Linked DNA regions of Homo sapiens: region 2 is linked to region 1. A link is a loop called in an ENCODE intact Hi-C map of the cell type or tissue named here. Cell type or tissue: IMR-90. All regions are shown on one strand.

Region 1 (8,000 bases):
CGGCCACTGTGTTGATTACGCTCAACGTCTCTTAACATTCACTGTTCCTGCCCAGAGGCAACGCTCTGGAAACTAATAAGTCACTGCTTGCCTGGGACTCCTAAGAGTGCAGACGAATAAATATCTCCTTGCCCTGTCCTGGATTTGTCCTCTAGATCTTTGCAAGGAGATGGGGGGGGATCAAGATGGATTTGGGATAAAATTAAAGTGACGTCTGCAAAAACAAAACAAAAACAAAAGCAAACAGGTGAAAAATGATGATTGTGGCTTCCTTGCTAACTGGGTTAGAGAAGTGATCAAGTGTGAACCGGGACTTGAATGAGAGGAGTGACTTAGCATTTGGTGACTGTCCTTAACGAAGAACTGTGCGCTCCTGGGCGAAGAAACAATGGTATTTCCATCCCAACTTAACTTTTGGCGAATTAGCCTTAGCCCAGACCACCAGGTGGTTTCGGAGGCTACTTGAGATGTGATTGCTCCTAATGAACCTCCACGGGCCTTTTTAACCTGTCGATGTGTTTATTTCAGATGGAGCAGGAAATGACCCGGTTACATCGGAGAGTGTCAGAGGTGGAGGCTGTGCTTAGTCAGAAGGAGGTGGAGCTGAAGGCCTCTGAGACTCAGAGATCCCTCCTGGAGCAGGACCTTGCTACCTACATCACAGAATGCAGTGTGAGCCTTCCCTGAAGCCCCCTTCCCTTGGAGGTGGCACTTCCTGTTGTGTGTGTCTCATCCTGTTTCATGATGGCTCCATGAGGCACATCACAGCCAATGGCAGAGAGTAGAGAGAGGGAGAGCACAAAAGCAAGATCTGTGTTTTGCAGAGTAGTGAGAGCCAGGCGTAAGGTCCCCAAGAAATGAGATTGGACTCATTTCCAGCAGAAAGTGCAGGTAGACGGCTGGTACCATGGAGTCTGGAGATGGGAGTAATCCATCTTTGCCGCAAGTTGCAAAAGATCTTAACATCTCCCATCCCAGCCTCTGTGGTCTGCGTTGTGTCTGACATGAGCAGCCTTGAGAACCAGACTCCCAACTATGTACAAGAAAACTTACTTTCAATCTTCCTGACATCAAATTTTCCATTGGCCAGAACCAGTGTAGTGACAAGAAAATAGCCTTGAAAACCCAGACCCTCTGTCATTATTTACCATGTGACTTTCATTTTTTCTTTCCTTCACAAGAGTAGACTGTCTTCTTCTCCATTGTCTTGTTAAATTTTTCATTCAGGTGTTTTTTAATGTGCCCAATTAAACAGTCTCAAGAAGTTGAATCACACATTTCTAAAGTTTTTTTCACAAGGGAGAGGAAATCTATAGAACGTGGCTGATTAAGAATAACTGCTATGTTTCCATTCCAGACTTGGCTGCCTTTCAGTGGTGGGTGAAGTTATTCAGCTATGTATTTCAGATATAGATTTCAGTGCCATTGAAGCATTAAGGGATTCTTATGGATGAAAGGTGTCCAGGAAAAATAAGCCAGGAGGTAGAAATAGACCACTTGGAGTCTTAAATGACAACTGGGCAGAGGATATGAAGTCATTGCTACTTTGAAAGAGGCATATGTACTTTAGGGCCCACAAATAACTGTAGAAAACACTTTGTAGCTATCCACATGGTGGCTGTAATAGCTACTGGGTCTTAATAGGTTTTAGTCCTGAACATGCAAGTAAGTATCTCCTAGGACAGGTAGATGGTGGCAGGAGACAGGCTGATGCAGTTTCCGGCTGGATCCCTAAGGTCACCAGGTTGAGATGATGTTTCTTGAACCAAGGGGTTTTACAGGATGGAAACCGGAGTCGGCAACCAACTGGAAGTTGTGAACTGTGGTCCGTCACTCGAAACTGTCCTGGTGTCTGCGAAGCAGCTTGCAGCTCTCTTAATGAGTCTTTTCAAACAAAGCAGGATCCACAGGGCATCCCTATTAAAATTTTTGCTTTCTGCAGAGCTTAAAGCGAAGTTTGGAGCAAGCACGGATGGAGGTGTCCCAGGAGGATGACAAAGCACTGCAGCTTCTCCATGATATCAGAGAGCAGAGCCGGAAGCTCCAAGAAATCAAAGAGCAGGTAGGCCTGCTTGCCTGGGAGCACAGCAGCATCTCGGCTTGCTTGGACCTCTAATTTCAGGAGAGGCGTGTTTGAGAGAGAAATAGGAAGAAAGGGAGAGAGAGAAAGGGTGGGGGCAGAGTGGAAGAGAGACAGGTATGTAGGTCATTCAGAAACTTCAGATTTCTCATAATTTATATACATCATAGAATGCTTGTTCCAGCTCCTTTTGAAGCTGATACCCCATAATGTCTGCTTTTAAAAATAAAGATGTAGGTTTAGAGCAAGAGTGGGCAGACTTCAGCCTGTGGGGCAAAGCTGGTCCAACACCTATTTTCTATGGCCCACAAGCTAAGAATGGGGTTACGTTTTTAAACAGTTGGAAAAAAAATCAAAAGTAAAACAATATTTCATGACATTTGAAATTTATATGAAATTCAAATTTCAGTCTCCATAAATAAAGTGTTTTTTTTTTGGAACACAGCCATGCTTGGTAATTTGCATATCGGCCCTGGCTGCTTTCAGGCTACAGAGTCAGAGGTGAGTGGTTGTTACAGAGACCATGTGGCCTGCAAAGCTGAAACTACTTACTATCTGGCTTCTTACAGCAAAAGTTTGCCAATCCCTGCTTTAGATGGTTAAAAACAATTAAATGTTTTAATAGCTTCTCAGATGCACTTTTAAGTTTTTGAGTGAAGCCAGGCTAATTCATAGTTTTACTTACATAAAGAAATATTCTAGAAGAGAAATTTGAACCATTCTGGTCAAGGTCAAGTCAGGATTAACACTGCCTATCTGAGTGCAGAAGGCTGTCCCCTGTGTTTTCAGAAAGGAGAATCGAGACCTTTAAAAAGCCCACTCTTTTTTTTCTTTCTAAACGGGTTTTCTTTCTAAATGGCTCATTTTTGTATTGCCTCATTGTTTCCTTTTTAGCATGGATTTTTGTGTCTTTTGAAAAACTGTAAATAGAGACTTTAATGAAGAGATGGCAATGAGCAATTGGAGAGCTGAACTATCAGCTGCCAGGCAACTCTCATTCACTTCAGAAAATCTAATGGAAACACTGATAGAAATGAACATTTCTGTCTCTGGGTAGCACAAACTTAGCCATCTGGCTGGAGCTAATGCAAGAAACTTCTGCAAATAACTCTATCCATTAATTACTCTTTAAAAAAAGAATTACTGTCTTTGGAGTTTTGTTGGCATATTTATCATCTGAATATTTTAAAGTTGTGATCAGTTAATATTCTGTTGCTTGATAAAAACATTATAAATAAACGTGCATAGGACGGAAACCCTGTAAAGGATCATCAGATCTCTGAATAATGCAGTCTTAGAGGTTTTGAAGGCTGCACATTGGCTTTGAGAAATCTGCTTTGACAGTTGACTCATGCTCCTTTTATCAACATAGTTTTTCATCCTAAAAGTTTCAAGAGGTAGGAATCATTTTCTCCCATTAGTTCAACATACCTGGAAATTTACTTTTGGTGACATCCTGGGGAAATGAAAGCTGTGTTTGGCCACCAGAGGGAGCAGCTGGTGTCCATAGATTCCTTAGAAACGGAATTATCAGGACGTTTTGAAAAGGTGTATGTTGGTGGCCGAGTTCAAAGACACGTCTTTTATGATTCATACCACAGTTGGCATGCATGTGGAGTCTTAGATTTAATGACTGCTAAAAGTTCCATTGTGGGGAAGAAACGTGGTTTCAGATTTGATTTTTCATCGGAACAAGGATTTATTTTATGACTTTTGGTAAGTTTTGTGAGAGCAGGATGTTTGCAGACTGGGAGAAAGCTTTTAATGCTTGCAGCAAACTTTCAGTATTTAGTTTGTGGCATATTGATTTTTTCTAGACTTGGGATTTATTCCCTGATCTTTCTCTTAAAAATCTAACTTTCTATATCGCTCTTTATTTTTTTGAGATGGAGTCTCGCTCTGTCACCCAGGCTGGAGTGCAGTGGTGCAGTTTCGGCTCACTGCAGCCTCCACCTCCTGGGTTCAAGTGATTCTCCTGCCTCAGCCTCCTGAGTAGCTGGGACTACAGGTGCACGCCGCCACACCCAGCTAATTTTTGTGTTTTTAGTAGAGATGGGGTTTCACCATGTTTGTCAGGCTGGTCTCGAACTCCTGACCTCCTGATCTGCCCGCCTTGGCCTCCCAAAGTGCTGAGATTACAGGCATGAGCCACTGCACCTGGCCGGCTCTTCATTTTTTTAAAAAATATTTTACTTCCACCTAGCTACCCCCTCTAGAATATTTAGATTTGGTTTAAAAGAAAAACACCTCAAAGACTCATGTGAAATTTGATTCCTAGATCATTACTAGCAATTTCAGCTTCTTCCTTGCTCCCCTACTCAGGAAAGGAGACAAAAGTGTGGGTAACACAAAAGTCACTTGTGTTCCATGGTTTCTGAGTGAATTGCATCATACCTGATCCTTCCTCCCCACAAAATTCTGAAGCTCCATTCAGAAGACTTGCGTTAGGTGGGCCTTGAAACCTGTCTGCAGTTCCCCATCCTGACCTGACTCACACCTACCAGTCTTTCATTCCATCCTGAGATACCACAGCTCTCTCTCAGCTGATCTTGCAAACAGACCTGATGATCACCTCTCAGGTTTTTCCTGAAGCAGGGATTTGGTTAGCTGCTAGATTTATAGGATTTCCTTGAAGTATCCTGCACAATATCAAAGGATCCACAAATGAGTTAGAATTTTCTTTTGATGCTTGTAGGAGACTGGGTGCCCCGAGAGCTTGGAGAGCTGACAGAGTGGTTGCCTGATTCCTGCCTTCCTCCCTCTTATGTGCTGACAGCTCAGGGAAGAGAGATGTTGGGGGGAAGGAACAGACACTCTGTCCTTGCTCTTGACAAAACACAAAAATTACATTCCCTTCTCGCCGACATAAATTCAAGAAAGAAAAGTGAGCTTGAGGACAAAAGATGCTCAAGATTTGGTGTCCATGCCTGTAGCCAGGACTGGCTTTCCCATTAGCTCTAGCAGGCACGGTATCTAGGGACCACTTTACTTTTAGGGTCTCACAAAATGTTTTAATTTTTTCATCAGAAGAAAAAAGTTGGGCTTAGGTCAAAGACACTGTTTTCATAGATGATGTTAATATTTTTGTATTTATAGGAGCACAACTGTAAAATGTAATTTTTAATTTTAATTTTTATGGAGGAAGGCAAGACAGGCTCAGTGCTCACAGTTATGAAAGCCATAATATGGCTCTGCTTGAGGGGGTCCAGAAAAACCGATATTCCATTTCACATACAGCTCATGTTCTGGCCTGTGAATTAATTAATTAATTAATTAATTTGAGATAGAGTCTTGCTCTGTCACCCAGGCTGGAGGGCAGTGGTGTAATCTCAGCTCACTGCAACCTCTGCCTCCCAGGTTCAAGCAGTTCTCCTGTCTCAGCCTTCCAAGTAGCTGGGATTACAGGTGCTCACCACCATGTCTGGCTAATTTTTGTATATTTTGTAGAGATGGGGTTTCACTATGTTGGCCAGGCTGGTCTTGAACTCCTAACCTCAAGTGATCCGCCACCTCGGGCTCCCAAAGTGCTGGGATTACAGGCGTGAACCACCATGCCCGGCCTGCCCTGTGAGTTTAGATAATTGTGAGCAGGTTATAAAGATCTTTGGTTATATAATCCAGCATTGCCTGCTTAGTATGCATGACCCAGGAAACCTGTGTGCCCCATGATTCTGAGGATTGACCTTCAATAACAGTATGCTTTTGGGTGGGAGAGAGTGAAATGAGACCCGTGTTCCATTTTGGGCTGTTTTTTCCTTTCTCCTTTACAGATAATAGAGGGAGAGGTGTGCTTGCATGGAAACCATCCAATTTTCATAAGAGCAGCACATCCCCTTTAATATGCTCTGGGGGGGGGGCGTCACCTGCTACAATGGGATAAAAGGTTTCCTTTATACCCTGTTATTCAAAAATTGCAATTTATCAGTTAAAAGAATATCCTTGCTCAGTCGATTATTTCTTGGGAGAAATATTCAAATATTCCTCACCAATTATTTCTTGGGAGAGTGGATCTCAGAGATGTTACTGAATATTGTGATTTTTAAAGACATTCTTGATTCAATTCCTTGTTCATTTCGTTTTGTATCTCTCTCGTCCTCACCCCACAAGTCACCTTGGATTACATAAATGCTCATTCATAATCCTTATACTTAGCCTTGATTTTTGCTAACACAGAATATTTTTATACTTTGTCCAAAAGTTTTCAAAATCACTGGCCATTTCTTTTGGTGAGCCCAGTTCTGAGAAACTTCAATGTAAATGTTTTGATTTTAGAAATGCATTTTGGAAAAGGTTGGGCTGTTTGGATCACTTAAAGGGTTTGCTCAAGGGAACAGGAAGGTTCTTTCCTTGGAATTTTTCTCACAAGTTATTTTGACCGAAGCCAGTGTTTTGTGACTCTTCCAGATTTCAGGGTGACTTGCATTGCAGGAGTGATGTTACGGTCATCATTCAGTTTTGAGCCCAGAAAAATTAATGGTGAGAAACTGACATGATGAGTTTCACCTTCCAGAATTCTTTCCACTGAGATTTTCAATTACCCTCTTGTGCTGTCTGAAAGGTTAATTTTAAAACTAGTACCATATCCAATTTGTGTTAGGAGCACATGACTTCTAAAGGACAAGTCTATATAAATGATTACCCTTGGCGGAAAACTACATGTAAGCAGTTTATCCTTGTTGTTTAAAGAACATCCCTTTTGGCTCTCCTGTGTTAGGCCTTAAGGTTCTGTGCATTTCGTATGGTGTGATTTGCATGTGTGTTCCCGGTGGTTTTGCTAATGACATATGCTCTACATTAAAAGTGTTTTTTTTTGTTTTTTTTTGTTTTTTTGAGACGGAGTCTTGCTCTGTCACCCAGGCTGGAGTGCAGTGGCGCGATCTCGGCTCACTGCAACCTCCGCCTCCCGGGTCCAAGCGATTCTTCTGCCTCAGCCTCCTGACTAGCTGGGATTACAGGCGTCCACCACCACACCTGGCTAATTTTTGTGTTTTTAGTAGAGACGGGATTTCACCATGTTGGCCATGCTGGTCTCGAATTCCTGACCTTGTGATCCGCCTGCCTCAGCCTCCCAAAGTTCTGGGATTACAGGCATGAGCCACAACACCCGGCCAAAACAGTTTTAAGGTTTAATATTTTTTTCTCCCTCATCTTCACCCTACACTTCTCACCTTTGCCTACTTGGTGCCTCATTCTGGGTCCATCTTTCTACTCCCCTCGTCTCTAGGTCTGTAGGTTGTTTTTTTTTGAGACGGAGTCTTGCCCTGTCACCCAGGCTGGAGTGCAGTGGCGCGATCTCGGCTCACTGCAACCTCTGCCTCCTGGGTTCAAGCGATTCTCCTGCCTCAGCCTCCCAAGTAGCTGGGACTATAGGCCCGCACCACCACACCCAGCTAATTTTTGTATTTTTAGCAGAGACAGTGTTTCACCATGTTGGCCAGGATGGTCTTGAACTCCTGACGTCAGGTGATCCACCTGCCTTGGCCTCCCAAAGTGCTGGGATTACAGGCGTGAGCCACTGCACCTGGCCAGGTCTTTTCTTTGCCAGTCTCTCTTCACTGTGCATCTTCCCTGTGTGGTTAATACTCTTCCATCCTCACTGCCTGTCTATTCTTTTCGGAGTTCGAAAGTTCTCTTTTATTTCATTGCCTGCTCTTTAGGAGTACCAGGCTCAAGTGGAAGAAATGAGGTTGATGATGAATCAGTTGGAAGAGGATCTTGTCTCAGCAAGAAGACGGAGTGATCTCTACGAATCTGAGCTGAGAGAGTCTCGGCTTGCTGCTGAAGAATTCAAGCGGAAAGCGACAGAATGTCAGCATAAACTGTTGAAGGTAGTCAGCCACCCTCCAGGAGGGTGCTTTTTGGGTAAAATTGTACATGATCTTAGCAAGAAAAAGGAGAACCTAGTTTAATGAGAAACAAC
Region 2 (8,000 bases), 160 kb before region 1:
GTCCTCCCTTGAGGGGGCATGTGGGTGGCCCAGCTCTGTGGCCAGCACAGGGATCACGTGGCAGTTGCCCACAGTAACAGCTAGCTTGATAACACACTTTTTTGAGACAGAGTTTCGCTCTTGTTGCCCAGGTTGGAGTGCAATGGTGCGATCTCAGCTCACCGCAACCTCTGCCTCCCGGGTTCAAGTGATTCTCCTGCCTTAGCCTCCTGAGTAGCTGGGATTACAGGCATGTGCCACCACACCCGGCTAATTTTTTTTATTTTTAGTAGAGACAGTGTTTCTCTATGTTGGTCAGGCTGGTCTTGAACTCCTGACCTCAGGTGATCTGCCCGACTCGGCCTACCAAAGTGCTGGGACTACAGGCATGAGCCACACTCTTATTGGCTGCCTTTCTTTCCTTATCTTATTTTCCTACTCCCCTACAAGGTGCTTCCTTCACTTCCCAAATAAACTAACCCAAATCCTTGTCTCAGGATCTGCTTCTGGGGGAGCTAAAACCAAGACATATCCAACTTGCCTTCAGAATCATGTTCCTAGGGGCAGGGCTGTTGGTTTCTGGTTTTGTAAATTTACTTTTCCTGAGTTGCATAGACTTAGGGTAACTTAAGTCCTGTTTTTTCTCAACACAATTCCTGTTTAATATGTGGCCTTGGTGTTCCATTCCCTAGATGTTCCCTTTTGTCTTAAGAGTATCCTGGTTTGGCTGGGCACGGTGGCTCATGCCTGTCATCCTATCACTTTGGGACGCTGAGGTGGGCGGATTGCTTGAGCTCAGGAGTTCAAGACTAGCACGGGCAACATGGTAAAACCCTATCCCTACAAAAAATACAAAAAAATTAGCCAGGCATGGTGGTGCACGCCTATGGTCCCAGCTACTTGGGAGGCTGAGGCAGGAGGATTGCTTGAGCCCAGGGGATCGAGGCTGCAGTAAGCCAAGATCATACCACTGCACTCCAGCCTGGGCAACATAGCAAGATGCTGTCTCAAAAAAAAAAAAAAAAAAGTATCCTGGTCTGGATGACACATTTTTTTCCCCCTTTCTTTCCACAGGTGTCGATGGATGACACTGTTTTTTTTTTTTTAGACAGAGTTTTTGCTCTTGTTGCCCAGCCTGGAGTGCAGTGGGGCAATCTCGGCTGACGGCAACCTCTGCCTCCTGGGTTCAAGCAATTCTCCTGCCTCAGCCTCCCAAGTAGTTGGGATTACAGGGACCTGCCACCACTCCTGGCTAATTTTTCTATTTTTAGTAGAGACGGGGTTTCACCATGTTGGCCAGGCTGGTCTTGAACTCCTGACCTCAGGTGATCCATCTGCCTCAGCCTCCCAAAGTGGTGGGATTACAGGCGTGAGCCACTGAGTCCGGCCCCGATGACACATTTTATAATCATCCTACAACTGTTTGAAGTGAGTGATCCTTGGTCAGATACATGGACAAGGAAAAGTGGTTAGTTTTGATTTGAATGCCATCAACTCATTGTTTACTTTGGGTGAATCATCCCATTGTAGAGCTGGAAGCAGCTTTTGGAACTGGCTATTCCATGGACTCTCCACCTTGTTTTCTGTTACGCTGCACATGGTCAGGCATTCATATGCATAACACTCCCAGGGGAAGTCTTAATATGCCAGCTGTAACTCTGCTCCTTTTTCTCCCGGTAGGGAAAGCATATTAAATGCTGGCAAGAATTAGGTTGGTATAGGGATAATGTATTATTTAAAAATATATGAATCATCCTCCAGCTAATGGTACTTTAACCATTACCATCAGATCACTCATGGCACAGGTCATGACCGATCGAATTTGAGAACAGCTGATCTCTTCTCAAATCCTTGAATTACATGAAAAAAATCGTCTAGCCTCATGGTGTCTTCATTTTCTCACCTGGAAATGGGGATGGTAAAATCTCCTTCTCTGTCTGGTTGGGATGTGGCAGAAGGCAAATGAGATAATGATTGTGAAAGCCTGGGGAAGTATAAAACCTTAAAGGAATGGAGGCGGTGTGGTGGCCACGAGGCAGCTGCATCTACTGAGTTTGCAAGCGTCACACCAGGATTTACACAGTAGGCTCGCAGGGGAATTGGATCCATCTAGTTTGCACAGGGATTCTCTCCTCAAGACATTTACAAGTCAAAATTTTACCAGTGCTCCTGGTCATTACATAAATTCTCTACATCTTTGTCAAGATGTGTTAGTCAGCGGCCGAGCGCAGTGGCTCACGGCTGTAATCCCAGCACTTTGGGAGACAGAGGCAGGTGGATCACAAGGTGAAGAGATCGAGACCATCCTGGCCAACATGGTGAAACCCCGTCTCTACTAAAAATACAAAAATTAGCTGGGCGTGGTGGCGCGTGCCTGTAGTCCCAGCTACTCTGGAGGTTGAGGCAGGAGAATTGCTTGAACCCGGGAGGCAGAGATTGCAGTGAGCCAAGATCGCACCACTGTACTCCAGCCTAGCGGCAGAGCAAGACGCCGTCTCAAAAAAAAAAAAAAAAAAAAAAAGATGTGTTAGTCAGAACCCTACAGTTGCAAGATACAGAAATCCAATATACATTAGCTTGAATAAAAAGTGAGAATTGGGGCCAGGTGCAGTGGCTCATGCCTGTGATCCCAGCACTTTGGGAGGCCGAGGGGGAGGATTGCTGGAGGAGTTTGAGACCAACCTGGGCAACGTAGCAAGACCCCACCTCTACAAAATTTTTTTTTAATTAGCTAGGCATGGTGGCATGCACCTGCAATCCTAGCCACTAAGGAAGATAAGGTGGGAGGATCACTTGAGCCCATGAGTTTGGGGCTGCAGTGAGCCATGATCGTGCCACTTCACTCCATCCTGGGTGACAGAGTGAGACCCTGTCTATTAACAAAAAGAGGAGGGGGGGTATTTATTGGCTCACAAGAGGAAACTATGGGAATGTCCCGGTTGGAGCTAGCCACAGATGGCCAAACTCCAGACTTGAACATCACAAGGATTTTCTGTGCCACTTACCCATCCTGCTGTCTGTATACTGGTTTCATTTTCCTTAGAACAACTTCTTTCTTAGGTGGGGGCATGGCTCTTTGATGCTGGGCTTCCATACTTACAGCCTTGTGACCAGGGAGAAAAGATACCCTTTTCTCTGACCCTGGCCCCTCAGTCAGTTAACCTGACCCCTCAGGTTAAACTAGAAGAACTCTAGAGAAGCACTCTGATAGGCTCATCTTTGAACCAATCACTGCAGTCTAAGCCAGGTGAGACTGATGCCCACACCTCAAATGAATTATCCAGTTTCTCATGTACGAAGCTACTTCGAGGACTGTTGGCAGCTGGCAGCCATCACATCTGTGTCTATCACTTGGGGAAACTACAGTCTTATATATCATCAAACCTTTATTCCTAATGAATCTATTACACTTCTAGGACTATAAATAATAAATTCTCTCCCATTCCTCCAATGCAAATATTTTGAATATTTTAATGATTGCTTTCCAAAGCCTACTTTCAAAATCACCCGTCCAAGATTTGTGCCAATATATACTCCCACAAACAGATGGTGGTGGGCATCCTTGAATTATAAGCTGTCATTGATCTATACTGGTGGTTCTCAACTGAGGATTTTGCCTCCCCAGGGGACAATGGCAATGACTGCAGACTTTTTTTTTTTTTTGGCAGAATCTCTCTCCGTCGCCCAGGCTGGAGTGCAATGGTGCAATCTCGGCTCACTGCAACCTCCAACTCCTGGGTTCAAGCAATTCTTATGCCTCAGTCTCCTAAGTAGCTGGGATTATAGGTGTGCACCACCATGCCCAGCTCTTTTTTTTTTTTTTTTTTCAGACAGAGTCTCACTCTGTCACCCAGGCTGGAGTGCAGTGGTGCGACCTCACCTCACTGCAACCTCTGCCTCTCGGGTTCCAGTGATTCTTCTGCCTCAGCCTCCTGAGTAACTGGGATTGCATGCATGCACCATCATGCCCATCTAACTTTTGTATTTTTAGTAGAAATGGGGTTTTGCCATGTTAGCCAGGCTTGTCTTGAACTCCTGGCCTCAAGTGATCCGCCCGCATCAGCCTCCCAAAGTGTTGGGATTACAGGTGTAATCCCAGTTACTTGGGAGGCTGCGACAGGGGAATCGCTTGAATCCAGGAGGTGAAGGTTGCAGTGAGCCAGGATCGGGCTACTGCATTCCAGCCTGGGTGACAGAGCGAGACTCCATCTCAAAAAAAGAAAATGCCTCATTATTGGTAAAGGAATATAAAAATGTAAGAAAGTATTTATAAGTTGCCTGGTACAGAACTTTGAACCCAGTAGGTGCCACATAATTGTTGGATAGAAGTTTTTCCTGTGAGAACTGCTCCAGTAACAGCCACCAGATGGCAGCAAAGAGCAAGTTTCCCCTCAGAAGTTCCCTCTGGTTAGGCTATGGGGTTTGAAAGGGGGAAGAAAATGGTTGATTTCTTTTCTTTGCATTTTTGTTGTTGTTGTTGTTGTTTGTTTGTTTGTTTTTGAGATACAGTCTCGCTCTGTGGCCCAGGCCGGAGTACAGTGGCACGATCTGGGCTCACTGCAACCTCCGCCTCCTGGGCTCAAGCAATTCTCCTGCCTCAGCCTCCCGAGTAGCTGGGATTACAGGTGTGTGCCACCACGCCCGGCTATTTTGTATTTGTAGTAGGGATGGGTTTTCACCATGTTGGCCAGGCTGGCCTCGAACTCCTGACCTCGAGAGATCCACCCGCCTTGGCCTCCCAAAGTACTGGGATTACAGGCGTAAGCCACTGCACCCGGCCATAAATTTTTTGTAGAGAGGTGGTCTCCCTATGTTGCTCAGGCTGGTCACAAACTCCTGGGCTCAAGTGATTTTCTTGCCTCGGCCTCCCAAAGGGCTGGAATTACAGGCATGAGCCACCATGCCTGGCCCCTCCCTGATTGCTATCAAATTGATTCCCCATCGCTCACTCCTCCCCTCCTCCTCAACACTTTCCTACCTCAAACCCACTCATGTGTGTTTTTTTTTCTTTCTCCCAATTTCTACCATGGGAATGATTTCTTTAAAATGCACTGAGGGGCAAATTGAAAGTGACAACAATCTTTGTGTTCGGAGCCTGAAGTTAATGTGTTCTGGCAATGGGGATTAAACCTGAGAAATTCACAAAACATGTTTCAAGCAAAATGAGTGAAAATGGATGAGGTGATGGGAAAGAATGAAAATATTTAAACAGATTACTTACACCTTAAGTGCCTGTCCCAAGTGGGCCTTCCATCCACCCATCGTCTATTCTGCAAATATTTATTCCTGACTTGGGAATACAGACACAGTCTTAATCCTCATGGAAAAAGGGAAGACAAATATTAGAGAAGTAATTAATTACACATGTGATGTAGGCTAGGATGGGGAGGGGACCAGGACCATGGTGATGTGTAATGGGGTGACCTAATTTTTGGAAAGAGTCAAGACAGGCCTCTCTGGGAAAGTGATGTTTAAGGTGAGACTCAAGTATGAGTAAGAGTTGGCAAAGAAGGAAGGGGAGGGAGTGGGCTAAGCCCTCTAGGCTGAGGGAACAGGGTACTTGAAGGTCCAATGGTTTCCATGTAATTTTAGAGCACTCTGGTTGAGAAAATACATGACTAAAAGCTACCATGATTTAAGGACTCTTCAGATTCCTGTTTTATTTATTATAACATCATCCACACACTTTGAAAAATTCTTGGCTGGGTGCAGTGGCTCATGCATGCAATCATACTTTGGGAGGCCAAGGCTAGAGGACTGCTTGAGCCTAGGAGTTGGAGACCAGCCTGGGCAACATAGCAAGACCTTGTCTCTACTAAAAATAAAAAATTAGCCAGGTGTGATGACATGGTCTTGTAGTCCCAACTACTCGGGAGGCTGAGGTGGGAAGATCATTCATGCCCAGGAGTTTGAGTTTGCAGTGAGCTGTGATCATGCTGCTGTACTCCATGCTGGGCAACAGAGTGAGATCCTTTCTCAAAAAAAAAAAAAAAAAAAAAAGAAAGAAAGAAAAAGAAAAAAGTCTTATGTGGGTGTGCAGGAGGCAACATTTATTCAGTCTATAAATAAATGTGGTGATGGGTTGCATTAATTTCATAGAGTCCTTATGAATCTACAACCCCAGTCCATGGAATACACAGGACACAATCCCTGTCCTTAAGGGGCTGATAGTTTAGTCGGGACAATGGTTGCCCCTCCGTGCACTCCCTTTGTCTTAACACTTCAGGGCATCTCTTATGAAACATTTGCATGTTTGGTCACGTTTTTCTTGGATCTGTCCCTATTCCTCTGATCACTCTCTGTCACCTCATCTCCAACACTCATTAAACTAGAAGTTCCTAATTCAGATCCATGAACCCCCAAAAGGGGACAGTGGGTAGAACTCAGACATCCAGAGCCGGACGCGGTGGCTCACCCCTGTAATCCCAACACTTTTGGAGGCCGAGGCGGGCGGATCACGAGGTCAGGAGATCGAGACCATCTGGAGTTTGCAGTGAGCCAAGATTGCGCCACTGCACTCCAGCCTGGGTGACAGAGCAAGACTCCATCTCAAAAAAATAAAAAAAATAAAAAAAATTCAGACATCCAAAAACGTGGGAAAATCACTTCTCTATTTTCACAATTCTAACTGAAAGACAGCATTTCTCCTTCCATTGTGAATGCAGACAACAAACCACGCCTGTGATTTTTTTTTTTTTTTTTTTTTTGACACAGGGTCTTTCTCTGTTGCCCAGGCTGAAGCGCAGTGGTGTGATCACAGGTCACTGCAGCCTCCACCTCCCGGGCTCAAGTGATCCTCCCACCTCAGCCTCCCAAGTAGCTCAGATCACAAGCACACACTACCACACCCAACTAATGTTTTAACTTTTTGTAGAGTCAGGGGTCTCACCATGTTGCCAGGGCTGGTCTGGAACTCCTGGCAGTGCCTGTGATTTTGTCACCCGTAGAAGTCACAGATATTTGTACACTACATGTACAGCTGCTGCTGATGTCTCAAAATTAATGCTCATAGCTACTTTAAAATCATGGCAGTTTTTAGACTTGCTGCTAGATCTTATTATTTAGTTTGTTAATAGAGACACATATTGCTATAAAATGTGTTTATAGCAATTGTTTATAGCAATATAAAAACCATGTTGCTATATCCCAAGTTGGTTTTGTAAAGTATTTTGATAACTTGTATTTCAATATAATTGGTTCCTTTGTAACCCTGTGTGTTTTCTTTTTGGCATTTAAAGCTGTTATTCTGACCAGGAGTGGGTGCGGTGGCACACGCCTGTAATCCTAGCACTTTGGGAGGGCGAGGTGGGCTGATCATCTGAGATCAAGAGTTTAAGAACAGCCTGGCCAACAGGGTGAAACCCCATCTCTAAAAAAAATACAAAAAATTAGCTGGGCGTCATGGCGTGTACCTGTAATCCCAGCTACTCGGAGGCTGAGGCAGCAGGCTCGATTGAACCCGGAGGTGGAGTGTATTAGTCTGTTTTCATGCTGCTGATAAAGACATACCCGAAACTGGGAAGAAAAAGAGGTTTAATGGGACTTACAGTTCCCCATGGCTGGGGAGGCCTCAGAATCATGGCGGGAGGCAAAAGGTACTTCTTACGTGGCAGTGACAAGTGAAAAATGAGGAAGAAGCAAAAGCAGAAGCCCCTGATAAACTCATCGGATCTTGTGAGACTTAGTCACTATCACGAGAATAGCAGGGGAAAGACCAGCCCCCACGATTCAATTACCTCCTCCTGGGTCTCTCCCACAACACGTGGAAATTCTGGGAGATATAATTCAAGTTGAGATTTGGTTGGGGACACAGCCAAACCATATCACGGAGGTTGCAGTGAGCTGAGATCGCACCACTGCACTCCAGCCTGGGTGGCAGAGTGAGACTCCGTCTCAAAAAAACAAAAACAAAAACAAAAACAAAAACACACAAAAAAACCCGTTATTCTGAGAAGAGTCCTTCAGCTTCACAGGGTTGCCAAAGGGAATTCACACATAGAAAATGCGAAAAAAACCTGCGA

The links. A loop is a pair of places that touch in the nucleus more often than their neighbours do. Peaks named below come from ENCODE experiments on the same cell type or tissue, not always from the same donor. Only the 100,000 strongest peaks of a DNase experiment are listed, where the experiment ranks them.
Region 2: it touches region 1 in a loop (12-fold over the local background); 3 of 110 quality-filtered maps call a loop at or near these places.

The regions. Positions count from the first base shown.
Region 1 is chr12:119,776,580-119,784,579 of GRCh38, reverse strand. CIT (citron rho-interacting serine/threonine kinase) reads left to right here. Exons shown (of 48, transcript NM_001206999.2): 12 at 529-672; 13 at 1,943-2,062; 14 at 7,738-7,908. Among named protein-coding and RNA genes, the nearest start is that of MIR1178, 67 kb to the right of the region's middle. In IMR-90, a CTCF peak has its summit at 3,564 (motif pointing right); no DNase peak of the experiment used is centred here; H3K4me3 peaks cover 209 bases.
Region 2 is chr12:119,934,585-119,942,584 of GRCh38, reverse strand. It overlaps LOC112268087 (a long non-coding RNA gene), which reads right to left and starts at 3,194. Exons shown (of 4, transcript XR_002957391.2): 1 at 2,985-3,194. In IMR-90, a CTCF peak has its summit at 4,347 (motif pointing right); a DNase peak (open chromatin) is centred at 1,474; H3K27me3 peaks cover 469 bases.